2 separate regions of the Mus musculus genome follow, and region 2 is linked to region 1. Evidence: chromatin loops called from intact Hi-C (ENCODE). Cell type or tissue: gastrocnemius. All regions are shown on one strand. Each heading gives the region's core, and the rest is flanking DNA. Links, peaks and the distances in the headings are about the cores only.

Region 1 (6,092 bases), core at 1,207-5,206:
CACTCAGGTATTTTGACCACAAAGGAATAAGGCGTTTTTACATAAACCAATGGAAGGCTTAGAGGAGGGACAGTTAGGGGAACCACCCCAGGAAGCCCCACAGTGGTGAGTTTGGGAACCGCCACGGTTGTCACAGCAATGGCTAACCCATGAAGCTGGCCAAGAAGTGGGGTACAAGCCTGCTTATTACAACCTCTCCAAACACTTGCATTTTAGTGACCTTAGAGTGTTTTACATCTCACTGAGTAACTCAGTTCCAGACCCTCCTGTAGGTATGTCTGGGAAATGTTTTTAATTTTTCAACTCCGCTAATTGCTCTGTCTGCCGGATCCTGTATCGGAGACTATTGTATGGAAGGGCTAGCAGTGGCTGGTTTTGGTGTGGTAACACCAGAAATGGACATGGATGTCTTAGAGGTGTTGATAACCACTTTAGGTTGACAGGACTGGAAAGGGAAACGCCTACAATTTTACCTTGAGTAACTGGATAGCTGTTGCTATGGAGACAGTGACTTGATGTGTAAAGTGGAAAGCTGATGTAGACTGGGAGACAGAGGTAAGAAGTAACCAAACCAGTGAGTGCGAGCCCAGAGCCTAAAGCTCTGGCCTGACCGCAGAGCAGGCTGAGGTTGAGAGCTGATCGGCATAGAAATGCTGTTAAATCATGGAGTTTTGACTAGGGGAAGAGTTAGACCTGAAGTTTCAACTTTTGAGATTAAGCCTAAGAAGGAAGCAAGCCAAGCAGATGAAGAAGAGACTATGATGAGCCCTGACAGTAATGCAAGCGAGGGTCTAACTCCATTTTAATCCCCCCGCCCCCCATAGGGTTGCGGTCTTTGTTACTGGGTGTTAGGATTTTCAGTGCGCCCGGGAGAGGTGGGGAAAGGGATCATATAGAAACCCCTATCTGCCAAGAAAACACCAGGACGTGTTATTCAAAGCCCTAATTCACCAAAGATCATATTTTTCTGATCTTCCTAACAAGCTTTTAGGCCAAGTATATTGTTTGTCCAACTATTACCCATCATTCCATTCAGCTGTGCTTAATACATTTGTCTTTTAACTCTTTCAGCAAAGTGGCCTGGGTAGCTGCCAGAACTGGCAGAGTTCCAAGCTCGGGAAGGTACGGCCAATCCCTTCGAGCCGTTACGGGCATTGTCAGACGGTTGCTGTGGTGGCTCGCCAGGACTGTTCCTTGAAATTCCAGTGTTCAAATCCCAACGGGGTAGGCATTCAGGAGATAATTGGATGAAATGAAGTGTAGTAGCACCCATCTAGACCCTAGTACCCTGGAGGCTGAGCCTGGACCATCTGAATGTGAGTTTCAGATTAGCAGGGCCGCGTGGTAAGACTCTGTCTCAATAAATGAAACAAGTAAATAAATGTCATAAGGATAAGGCCCTGCTCCAGTGGGTCGGTGCCTTCATTAGGGGAAGAGAAGACAGGAGAGAGCTTGGTTTCACCAGTTTTTTTAGTCCCATGACTGTCTGATCTCTCTCTCCCTCTCCTCCCTGTCTACCTTGTGAGGACACAGTGAAAGGTCACCCAAAGCTCGAACCCTGAGCCAATTCCCCTGCCTCAGCGCTCTCACTGTATTGCTTCGAGAGCTTCCTAGTCAGGTGCTGCAGTTTGCACATTTGCTCCTGGGAAGCCGCTACCTCCATGCTGTGTGGGAACCCAGATTCACACCGCCTGCCGAGGAACCCAGGCTGCAAGCAGTCAGCTAGCCACTGCTTCCAGCCTCAGGCTTTCTAGTCAGTGAGCTGAGACCCTGGATACCACAGAGCAGAGATGTCTCAGCTGCGCCAGCAGCTAGCGCAGAGTCTGGGAGTCAGACAGTGGTTTTCTGCTGTTGCATCTTATGTTTGACCTGGCATCCAGCAGTCAACATAACTAGGACATCAACTAAGTCATGAAGTAAGTCAATGTTACGGAGCAGGACGCGGCCTCTCCTCCCCAGCACAGGCCTGTGCCACAGTGTGCAGTTAGGAATGTCAAGATCGCCCCATTCTCTTCCTCAATGGTGGTATTGCTTTTCTTTGGTATCTTAGGGTTTTACTGCTGTGAACAGACACGTGACCAAGGTAACTCTTATAAAGACAACATTTCATTGGGACTGGCTTACGGGTTCAGAGGTTCAGTCCATTATCACCAAGATGGGTGATCACCAAGATGGCAGTGTCCAGGCAGGATGGTGCAGGAGGAACTGAGAGTTCTACATCTCTGTCTGAAGGCTGCTAGGAGATGACTAGCTTCTAGGTAGCTAGGACAAGAGCTTTAAAGCCCACAGTGACACACTCCAACATGGTCACATCTCCAAATAAAGCCATTCTTAGCCTGCTTGCATATATCTGTACACTGTTATGAGCCTGGTCCTAGCAGAGGTAGAAGGTAGATGAGAGTATATCAGACCCCCTGGAAGTGGTGTTACAGATGTTGTGAGCCGCCATGTCATTGCTGGGAATTGAACCCTGGTCCTCTGAAAGGGCATCCAGTGCTTTAACCACTGAGCCGACTCCCCAGCTGCTGTGCACTGTAATCTTAGTCAGTTACAAGCATGTATGTACCTTATTAATGTCTCTGTGCATGTGTCATGACATACATGTGGAGGTCAGAGAGCAACCTTGTAGATTGGCTTCCTTACCACCTGGGTCCTGGGGATTGAACTCCGGTTGTCCAGGTTATCAGTAAGTAAGATCTCTCTGGCCCGAGATCATGTTTTACAAAGACTTAGTCCATAACAAATCCTAAGAACTAGTGTCGATGTAGACTCTGGAGGCTGATTTGAAGAGTGGAGAGACCACACCCAACTCGGTGAAGAGGGTGAGATTTTCATATCTGAAGGTAGATTACCCCTGGAGTCTCAGCAATAAGGAAAGGTTTAGAGGGCTGGGACCTATGGGACATTGTAGTGAGCTGGGATTTCAGTCTGAGGACATGGGAAAGCCCTGGAGTTTCGTCAGCACAGGAAAGAAAATGAACAAGTGTAGCCTTTAAGAGCCTTTAAGCTTTGTCGTGTCAGGAGCAGGTTGAAGGGAACCCATAATGGAAGCCGACCAGGTTTGTTGTTAGGAGACATCAGGAGAGATGGTTAGCAGATAGGGCCAGATGGTGGCAGTAGAGATTCACAGTCATCCTTAAAGACCTGGAGGGTTTCATGTAGCCCAGGCTGGCCTTAAATTTCGCCTTCCCTCCTCCCTGCTTCCCCCTTCCCCTCCCCCTTTCTTTCTTCTTCTTCTTCCTCCTCTTCTTCCTTTTCTTTCCTCCTCCCTCCTTCTTCTTTCTCCTCCTCCTTCCTCTTTCCTTCCTCCTCCCCCCTCCTCCTCTTCCTCCTCTTCCTTCTAGAAGTGGCCTCAGCAAGTAGTCGTGGTCACCCTGGACCTCACTATGACCTTGGAATCTCAGGTCTGCCTGCCTCTGCCTCCTGAGGGCTGGGATTGAAGGTGTGCGCTGTCATGCCTGGCTTGCACTCAGCTTCAAAGGTCACTTTGTTTGGGTTTCCCCACAAATATTGGCTGTGAGAACAGATACAGGAGTAAGGGGAAAGAGACCCCTGTAACGATTGGAAGACGCACATCTTTAACTTACACAGGACAACTGTTCAAGGGTGGGTTTAAGGGCTTGAGATAAAGGGTTAAAACTGAGATGCCTTACAGTGGAGATGTCGTTAATTAGTAAAGAGTGGACCAAGCAGGATGGAGATCTGGACTGGATAACTCGGAAGGGTTGATATATGGCAATACTTTAATCTTCCTTCTCTCCTTGTTTGAGATAGGGGTCTTACTATGTAGCTCATTCTAGAGTGGAACCCAGCCCTCCTGCCTCTGCCTCTCTAATGCTGGGATGACCATTAAATACTTCTGGCCTTTTCTCCTTCGAGAGGCTCAGTTGGACAACAGGAAACTCAGTATGTGTGGGACTTTGTTCCCTGACAGCCAGGGCTGCTCATTCTGTATGAAGATGCCCCAGCTATGGCTTCCTATGAGTGCTGTGAATTTCAGCTCTAAGGGGTCACACTGAGCTCCATCTGTATTTGTGTGAGATCGTTTAAAAATAAAAAGGGTTGGAAGATCCCATTCCTATGCCCAGCCTCCCAACCCCCGTCCCTGACCAGCTACCTAACCACTGTGGTTTTTGGATTGAATCACACATATCTAAAACTTAAAAGATGACGTCCATATGTAAGGGGAAATATGGTACTTATCACTTTGGATCTTTGGTAACCCAGATGACATGACATGGAACCTGTACAAAATACTGCGTAAGATGGCCAAGAACTGGGCCTAAATGTCATGAGCCTAGGGGAGACCCCACTGCAGTACAGTGGTTCTTAATGACACATTTCTATACCATAGCTCACAGACTAAGCCCTCATCAAAGAAGCTGCTGCTCTGAGTAGATGGTAATTAGCAGAGACCCACAACTGGACAGTGTGCAGAGAGTGAGTTTGGAGCACTTAGCGCTAACTGGGAGGCCTTTATCGAGACCCCTTCCCTCGGGCTGGAGAGATGGCTCAGCGGTTAAGACCACTGACTGCTCTTCTAGAGGTCCTGAGTTAAATTCCCAGCAACCACATGGTGACTCAACCACATGGTAGCTCACAACCATTTGGGGATCTGATGCCCTCTTCTGGTGTGTCTCAAGACATAGACAGTGACATAAATAAATCTTAAAAAGGAAGAAAGAAAGAAAGAAAGAAGACCCCTTCTCTCAAGACCCCTCTATGCAGAAGAGGAGGCAGAGAGTCAGAGCCAGAGGTGATGATCCCAAAGAAACTGTTTCTAGACACCATAGAACTGATGTCTAGAACACACATGTGAACTCAGAGCCGGTGACAGTGACACAAGGCCTGTGTAGGTTCAAACCAGACAACATCCCAGCCCTGAGGAAGGAGAGCAGACAAAAAGTCCTTCCTACTCCTAACCAGGAAGATACCCATAACTGGTATTTTCTGGGACACACAGCTTCCTCAAATGGAGTGTCATTGGGTATGTCAACAACACAACTGGGCAGATTCCATGTGCTAACACACGTACACACAAACACCCCACGTCCTTTTGTGAGATCTCTGCATACTGGCTGGTTTTGTGTCAACTTGACACAGGCTGGAGTTATCACAGAGAAAGGAACTTCAGGTGGGGAAATGCCTCCATGAGATCCAGCTGTAAAGCATTTTCTCAATTAGTGATCAAGGTGGGAGGGTCCCTTGTGGGTGGTGCCATCCCTGGGCTGGTAGTCTTGGGTTCTATAAGAAAGCAAGCCGAGCAAGCCAGAAGAAGCAAGCCAGTAAGTAACATCCCTCCATGGCCTCTGCATCAGCTCCTGCTTCCTGACCTGCTTGAGTTCCAGTCCTGACTTCCTTTGATGATGAACAGCAGCATGGAAGTGTAAGCTGAATAAACCCTTTCCTCCCCAACTTGCTTCTCGGTCATGATGTTTGTGCAGGAATAGAAACCCTGACTAAGGGGCTGGTAAGATGGCTCAGTGGGTAAGAGCACCCGACTGTTCTTCCGAAGGTCCAGAGTTCAAATCCCAGCAACCACATGGTGGCTCACAGCCATCTGTAACAAGATCTGACGCCCTCTTCTGGAGTGTCTGAAGACAGCTACAGTGTACTTACATATAATAAATAAATCTTTAAAAAAAAAAAAAAAAAAAGAAACCCTGACTAAGACACTGCGTTTTGCCTTACTGGTTTTCTTTTTAGTTTGCTTTGATTTTAGCTTCTTATGAAGAGAGAAATTGGACGTGGGGGTGGGGAAGATCAGGGAGGAGAGAAAGAATATGCTAAAACTTTATTGTACAAAAAATATTTTCTCAGACAAGATGTTTGGCTTTCGATTCCATTCCTGCCATGGAATTCCTAACACCCATAGGACAGAACAGCAGTGTTTTATTCATAATGAACATCTTCTGTTTGTACCAGACTTCATGCTACTGAGGTAACTTTAGGATGAGGCTGCTCACCAGGTGCTTAGACCTCCAGCCTACCTACTTCCGGGAGGTTGGGGGGCAGCTGGGATGGAGAGCCTGGGGTGCACTGAGGGCAAGGGAGCCAGCCCCAGGCCTGCCTTCTTCACCCATGCACCTCTT
Region 2 (6,092 bases), core at 703-4,702, 150 kb after region 1:
TCCACAGCTAGAGCTCAGATTATCCCCCTCCTGTTGCTGCTGTCAACACAGGTTGACAAGACCTTAAGCACTCCGGGATCTTAGTTGGATGGTTGATGAAACAGACACAGGAGCTCACCACCAAGTGGCAGAGACTGTTCCTACCCTTCTCCTCCTGGCTTGGTCTCTGCTCAATGTTCAGAGCTTTACCAAGGAGCCAGCATTGCATTTGGAGGGGCTCAGCTAATATTTATGAGTTGCTTACTGCACACTGAGCAGAGCGCTAAGGGCTAAGTACTAACTCCTATTATCCTCACGCCTCTCAGCTAACTGCTATGATTATCGCTGCTTTAAAATGAGGACAGAAATGCACAGAAGGGAGAGGTAACTCACCTACGACCATAAAGCTGGCAATAAAGGCAGTGCCACAGAGGGCCGACTTCGTGCTAAGCAGCTTGACAAGGCTGTGTATTAACTCATTTTACTCTCCAGCGACCAAGGGAGGAGGGAAGGGCTACCTACTGTCTTATTACAGATAAGAACCCAGAATGTTGAGGACCGTGCCCAGAGAGCAAGTGGAGGACCCAGGAGGAACCTAACTTGGAGTCCGCACTGGCTAACATTACTCTTAGCTACTTGTGGTCCATGACTCTCCTTTCTTGCCACTGCTTGATTGAAGGCCTTTTTTCCCCCCTGACATATGATTGGATAGCCAAGTCTAGAGTAGACAAGACTGTTTGAGAAACAAAGCAATTGCTGCTTTTCTTCCTGTAGGAAAATTTTCATGATGAAAGTAACTATTATCCCATTTATTGATCATCTTCCGTGCTCCAGGAGCTGCACTGTGCAGTTTGTATGCTCTACAAGGGAGGCATTGCTCTTTGACTGTTTGACAGATAAGAGCATTGTAAGGCAGAGAACTCGCCCGACTTGTCTGAGAGCTAGGATGCTAAGGCCAATGTTCAGTGTCTCTGCACTGCTCCACTCTCTTTTTTAGAGCCATAAACCCTTCCCTCCCACTAAGTCAATAACATCTGGACCGCCATACCTCTTCTGGCTCTCAATGCCTCACTCACCAATGGCTCCCAGAGCGACGAGTGGGTTCTTCTGAGGGCTGATTTGCTTGTCATAGGTCTGCTTTCCCATACGTGGGCAGTGCTGTTGACCAGCCAGATGCCATTGAGGGCAACAATGTATCAGAGAATGGAAGTGACAAAGAAGGAATTCCATAGACTCTCCCCGAGTGAGCCCTTGTCAGGAAAAAAAGAAAATAAAAAGGAAAGAAGAGTGATAACAGCACCAAGAGCCATGGAATGTTGCTAACAGGCATTTTGACCCAGGGGCCTTCTCCCCCCCCACCCCCCCCACCCCACCCCCCCGCCTCTCTCTCTCTCTCTCTCTCAACCAAGCCTTCAGAGCTTCCTCTCTTAGGCCTGTTCTGAGTCAATATCTTGCTGTTGACTAGAGTTCCATGGGCCTCTCCTGTTCAAGTCTCACAGTATAGCTAGGACAGCGATGCCCTAGTCAGGACTTTGTGCCCTAAAGCCTCCCATGGCCTGACCTCCCATGACTGCAACTCTGGTGCACCATTGAAGTGGGCCTGCAGCCTGTAGGACTCAAGCTCTACTCTGTGCCTCTGCCTCCTCCTTGTCAACTGGTCAAGAAGCTAGCTACCTGCCAGCCAAGGCTCCAGTTCTCAAAGCTCTACCCTGCTGCATCCTGTGTAGAGAGAGCGCCTGCAGCATGGCTTCCTAATACAAGAAACACCAGTTGTGTGCTTCGCCAGCTCGCATGAGCACATGGGCGGTGGTGGCGCACGCCTTTAATCCCAGCACTTGGGAGGCAGAGGCAGGCGGATTTCTGAGTTCGAGGCCAACCTGGTCTACAGCGTGAGTTCCAGGACAGCCAGGGCTACACAGAGAAACCCTGTCTCGAAAAAACCAAAAAAAAAAAAAAAAGCAACTTACGGAAATGAACATGCAAAATCCAACCCAGCCGCAAAACCCCAGACCCTTCTCATCCTGACAAAGCGGCAGCGAGCCCAATTGCAAAGCCGCAGAGCGTCCTTCCGGGTCCTGCGAGACTTCTGTCCTTCCACCCTGGTGTAGATTACAGGAGGGATCCCAGGGACCATGGGCAAGTCAAAGCGGGATGCTCATGTGCTGAGTCTTTATATCAAAAACTGCTGTTCTCCAGAACTGTTTCAGAGTCTGCAAATCCACCCCTTGTGGCCCAGATCCCTCCCCCACACAGTGCCAGCCTAGAGCAGCTGCTCTGCATTTAATTACAGGCCTTGGCCTCTGCTCCTCAGGCCAGGCCCAGCACGGAGATGGCTTGCTAACTTCCTTCCTTAATGACACTCAGTCTGAACGTCCTGCCAGCGGCCCACAGACAATCTCCTGATGCCCCTCAGCAGGAGATCCCAGCTCATTTCAAACTCCTTACTTCCATCAGTAGAAGGGAGAAAGGCTGGAGTGGGGCCATTGGTATCGTCTGGCTTTTTGCTAAATGGATTTTTTAATGTTATAAAACATCACAGAGCATTTAACTACTCCACTTGGCTACTTCCTAGCTATGTGGCCCTGAGTAGATTATTTCCTTGTGTTGAGCCTCAGCTTTCTCTTGTGTAAGATGCTGTACCAACAGATTTATTACATGTCTACCCTATGCCAGGTTCTTCCCTCAGCACTGAGACTCCAGTGAAGTCGACAGACAAACATCACTTCCCTTGTGGAACAAAGGCAGCCCGTGTGTCTGATAGGAAAGACAGATGCCAACCAGTGTAGATGAAACACAGAGTACCTTAGTCATAAATACATGAAAAACAATGAAGTAGAGGACAATATGATGTACTCAGGGTATGAAATAGGCATCTGGGGAAAGTCTAACCTGTACTATGGCTTCAGTGAAGACCCATTTGGCTAAGTATGTTGGAGGAAACTCCAACACAAGGCTCTGGAGACATCAGGGAACCATGGGAGAAGACAGTGGATGAGGCAGGTGATGGGACCAAGGGAGATAAAGGGAGACCAAGGGGGACCAAGTGGGAAAGAGGTCTTGTAGGGACTGTGACAGAAATCTAGGTCACAAAATGTGGTCCAGGAGAGAAACAGAAATGGTGATTAGGAGTGGTTAAGTTCTAGATCTATTTGAAAAGGCCAGTGACTAGATTTGTTTAAAAATTAAAAAGCCTTGATGTTAGAACGAAGAGATGGAGTCAAGGAAGACAGCAAAGGTGCAGATGCTAGCTGACATGGTGGAGGGGAAGAGGAGCAGCCCTTGAGAGCTTAGCCTCAGGACCAGGAAGTCACAGGCGCCGGCTGTAAATTTAGTCAGGGACTAAAAAGCAACTCGGGCAGGAAAAGGTTTGCTTTATCTTACAGCTTGCAGGCTAGCATGGAGGTAAGGAGCTAAGGCAGGAGCTCAGGGCAGGAACCTGGAGGCAGAAACTGAAGCAGAGAGCAGCTGTTTACTGGCTTGCTTCTCAAGGTGTGCTCAGCTCTTTTCTTAACTACCCCGGGATGCAGATGCAGTACCCACAATGGGCTGGGCCCCTCCCACATGAAGCATTAATCAACAAAAACGCCCCTTGGACACACAACAAGCCAGTCTAGTGAACAGTTCCTCAACTGATATCCCCTCTTCCCAGCTATGTCTAGGTTTGGATCAAAGTGACAAAACTCAATTGTAATAAATGTTATACAACACTGTGAATGGACTTAAAGCCATAGAAGCATGTAATTTTAAATAGGTAAAATGGGGCTGGAGAGATGGCTCAGTGGTTAAGAGCACCGACTGCTCTTCCAGAGGTCCTGAGTTCAATTCCCAGCACCCACTTGGTGGCTCACAACCATGTGTAATGGGATCCGATGCCCTCTGATTGCATGTCTGAAGGCAGTGACAGTGTACTCATATCCATTGAAAAAGGAAAGATAAGTCTTAAATAGGTAAAATAATAAATATTGTCATCTCTATCATCACAACAAAAAAGAAAGACACAGGGAACTATTTTCTACAACATAAAAGGCACAGGGACCAACATGGTTTCTTGTTTCCCACAGTGACCCCTGTTCCACCATCTTTGGCTATGACCAGAGCCTGTGAAACAAAACTGACATCTTCCACTGACAGATCAGGAAGCTGGACAGCGCCTTGAAAATGTTACGGAGCCCAGGTGCTAACTGGTCTGGTGCCTTCCTTTGTTTAAGCCAGTTGAATGAGGATTTTTCTCAGAGAACCTAAAAGCACACAGGAGGGACATTGTCATAGGCCACCTCAACCCCTTCTTAGACTGAAGAGCATCTCATGTCCCAGTTGCGGGCAGCGCTGCCACTGACAGAGAATCACGTTCCCTAGGTACTTACTGTCCCTCCATTCACTGAAGGGCTCCTGCAGGCCCAGCATGGCACATGTGGCTGTAGCAGGCCTTGACTTGCTCACACACACACACACCCCACTCCCTCTGCGTTGCTAAAAACCATTAGATTACATTCCTAAAGCGAGGCTGACCACCAAGGTCCAGCTAGCAAAGTACTGAAGTCAGTGATCAAAGGCCCCTTTGGCTCACCTAATTAACCTGTGCAATCAAACTTAATTAACTCATCCTAACATGGGGTTTCCCTTCTTACCTTTATAAACCGCCATTTCCCTATGGGCCACGTCTGTCCTCTCTATTCAGAGGCAGTCCTTAGTCCCTTCAGGACAAATATCCCTTCCCCTCTCCTTGTTTACTTCCCCATCTCCCTCATCTTCTCTCTCCTGACTTTGTCTCTTATTCCCTGCCCTTGGTCCCTCTGAGGTAAATTGATCTCCTTTGTGCTGAGAACTTGGTCTTGGTCTTGTGCAGATACCATCCCCTCACAGATGACACTGCAGTGAATAAATGAAGGTGTGGACCACTGCCTGCACCTAGTCCCTGTAGTGTTGGTTGATTCTGCCATCACACTGAGCAGAGGCCAGCTTCTCCTCCCGTCCATCCCTACTCCCACAGCATTCCTACTTCGTGGGCACTGATCCTAAGGGTGCTCTCAAGTGAGCTTCCTCTGAACTAGCCTCTGAGGTGACTGCTGGGTAACAATTTGCTATAAGATTAAGACATTCCATCCTGCAGGAAGCTCCTTAAGCAGGAAGGTAAACAACTCGAAATAGCTTCAGGAAGTCCCTGAAACTGACCAGATTTACCAAGCCCCTCCCAGCGTGAGCAAATAAAAGCTGAGAGTTGCTCTCAGACAAGCCAAAGTGCAGAGAAGACTCTCAGACTAGATAGACTAGCTTGCCTGGAAGAAGCAGAAAACAGCCAAGCCACCTTAAAGAGATTTAGACCAATTGATGTACCTATAAAGAGCTCTTCAATCCACTGAGCTGCCTACAGATGGTACAGTGTGCTCCAGGTCCCCAGCTTTGTGGGTGGGCTTTGACGGTAGAGCTGTCTTTCAGTTATTTCTGCTCCTATAAGTAACCCCTCACCTACACTCCTGTAAGTAACTCCAATAAAACTTACTGATTCACCAAGCTGCACTTTGGTCTGTTGTGGATCTCCTATCTGGGGTGAGTAAGCACATGTGTTGTGTCTCCCCGGGAAAAGTTTTGTCACACAGCAGGCGACTACACTTGCCACATGGATATGTGGTGGCAGACAGGCAGACTCTGAGCTCAAACAAGGAAGTGGAAAACACTCCTAAATATTTTCGGACTGACTAAATGATTCTAAATGGTTAATAAATGATGAATTTCTAACTTCTCAGAAAGATAAGATCACTGCAGTGATTTTAGTAAAGCAAATAGATTAAGAATCAAGCTATTGTTATTGTTGTTTTTAAAGACCCAACCATACAATACATGAGCAGGCTGTTCTGGGATGCTATTAGATGCTTATCTGTTGGGTTATCAATTCAAGATTTCACACACAAAGCTAACAACCCAATCAAAGGCTTTTCTTCACCATGTTGCTTTCTTGCACCAGGATTCATTGAAAGATTTCCAATCCCTAGTTTAAAAGAACCATTTCTGATGATGAACTTCTAGGTTATTCTCCAGTCAGTAAAATGTGTGAAAATGCAACAATACGTAGAATTAATTCTCATTCTCATGAGTTTAGTTGTGCTTTGTGAAGT

Evidence for each region. A loop is a pair of places that touch in the nucleus more often than their neighbours do. Peaks named below come from ENCODE experiments on the same cell type or tissue, not always from the same donor. Only the 100,000 strongest peaks of a DNase experiment are listed, where the experiment ranks them.
Region 2: it touches region 1 in a loop (2.9-fold over the local background); 8 of 42 quality-filtered maps call a loop at or near these places.

The regions. Positions count from the first base shown.
Region 1 is chr5:100,071,639-100,077,730 of GRCm38, forward strand. No RefSeq gene overlaps it. Among named protein-coding and RNA genes, the nearest start is that of Tmem150cos, 3.3 kb to the right of the region's middle. In gastrocnemius, for the core only: a CTCF peak has its summit at 3,116 (motif pointing right); a DNase peak (open chromatin) is centred at 3,109.
Region 2 is chr5:100,224,748-100,230,839 of GRCm38, forward strand. It overlaps the pseudogene Gm8091. Among named protein-coding and RNA genes, the nearest start is that of Gm36304, 10 kb to the left of the region's middle. In gastrocnemius, for the core only: no CTCF peak of the experiment used is centred there; a DNase peak (open chromatin) is centred at 2,316.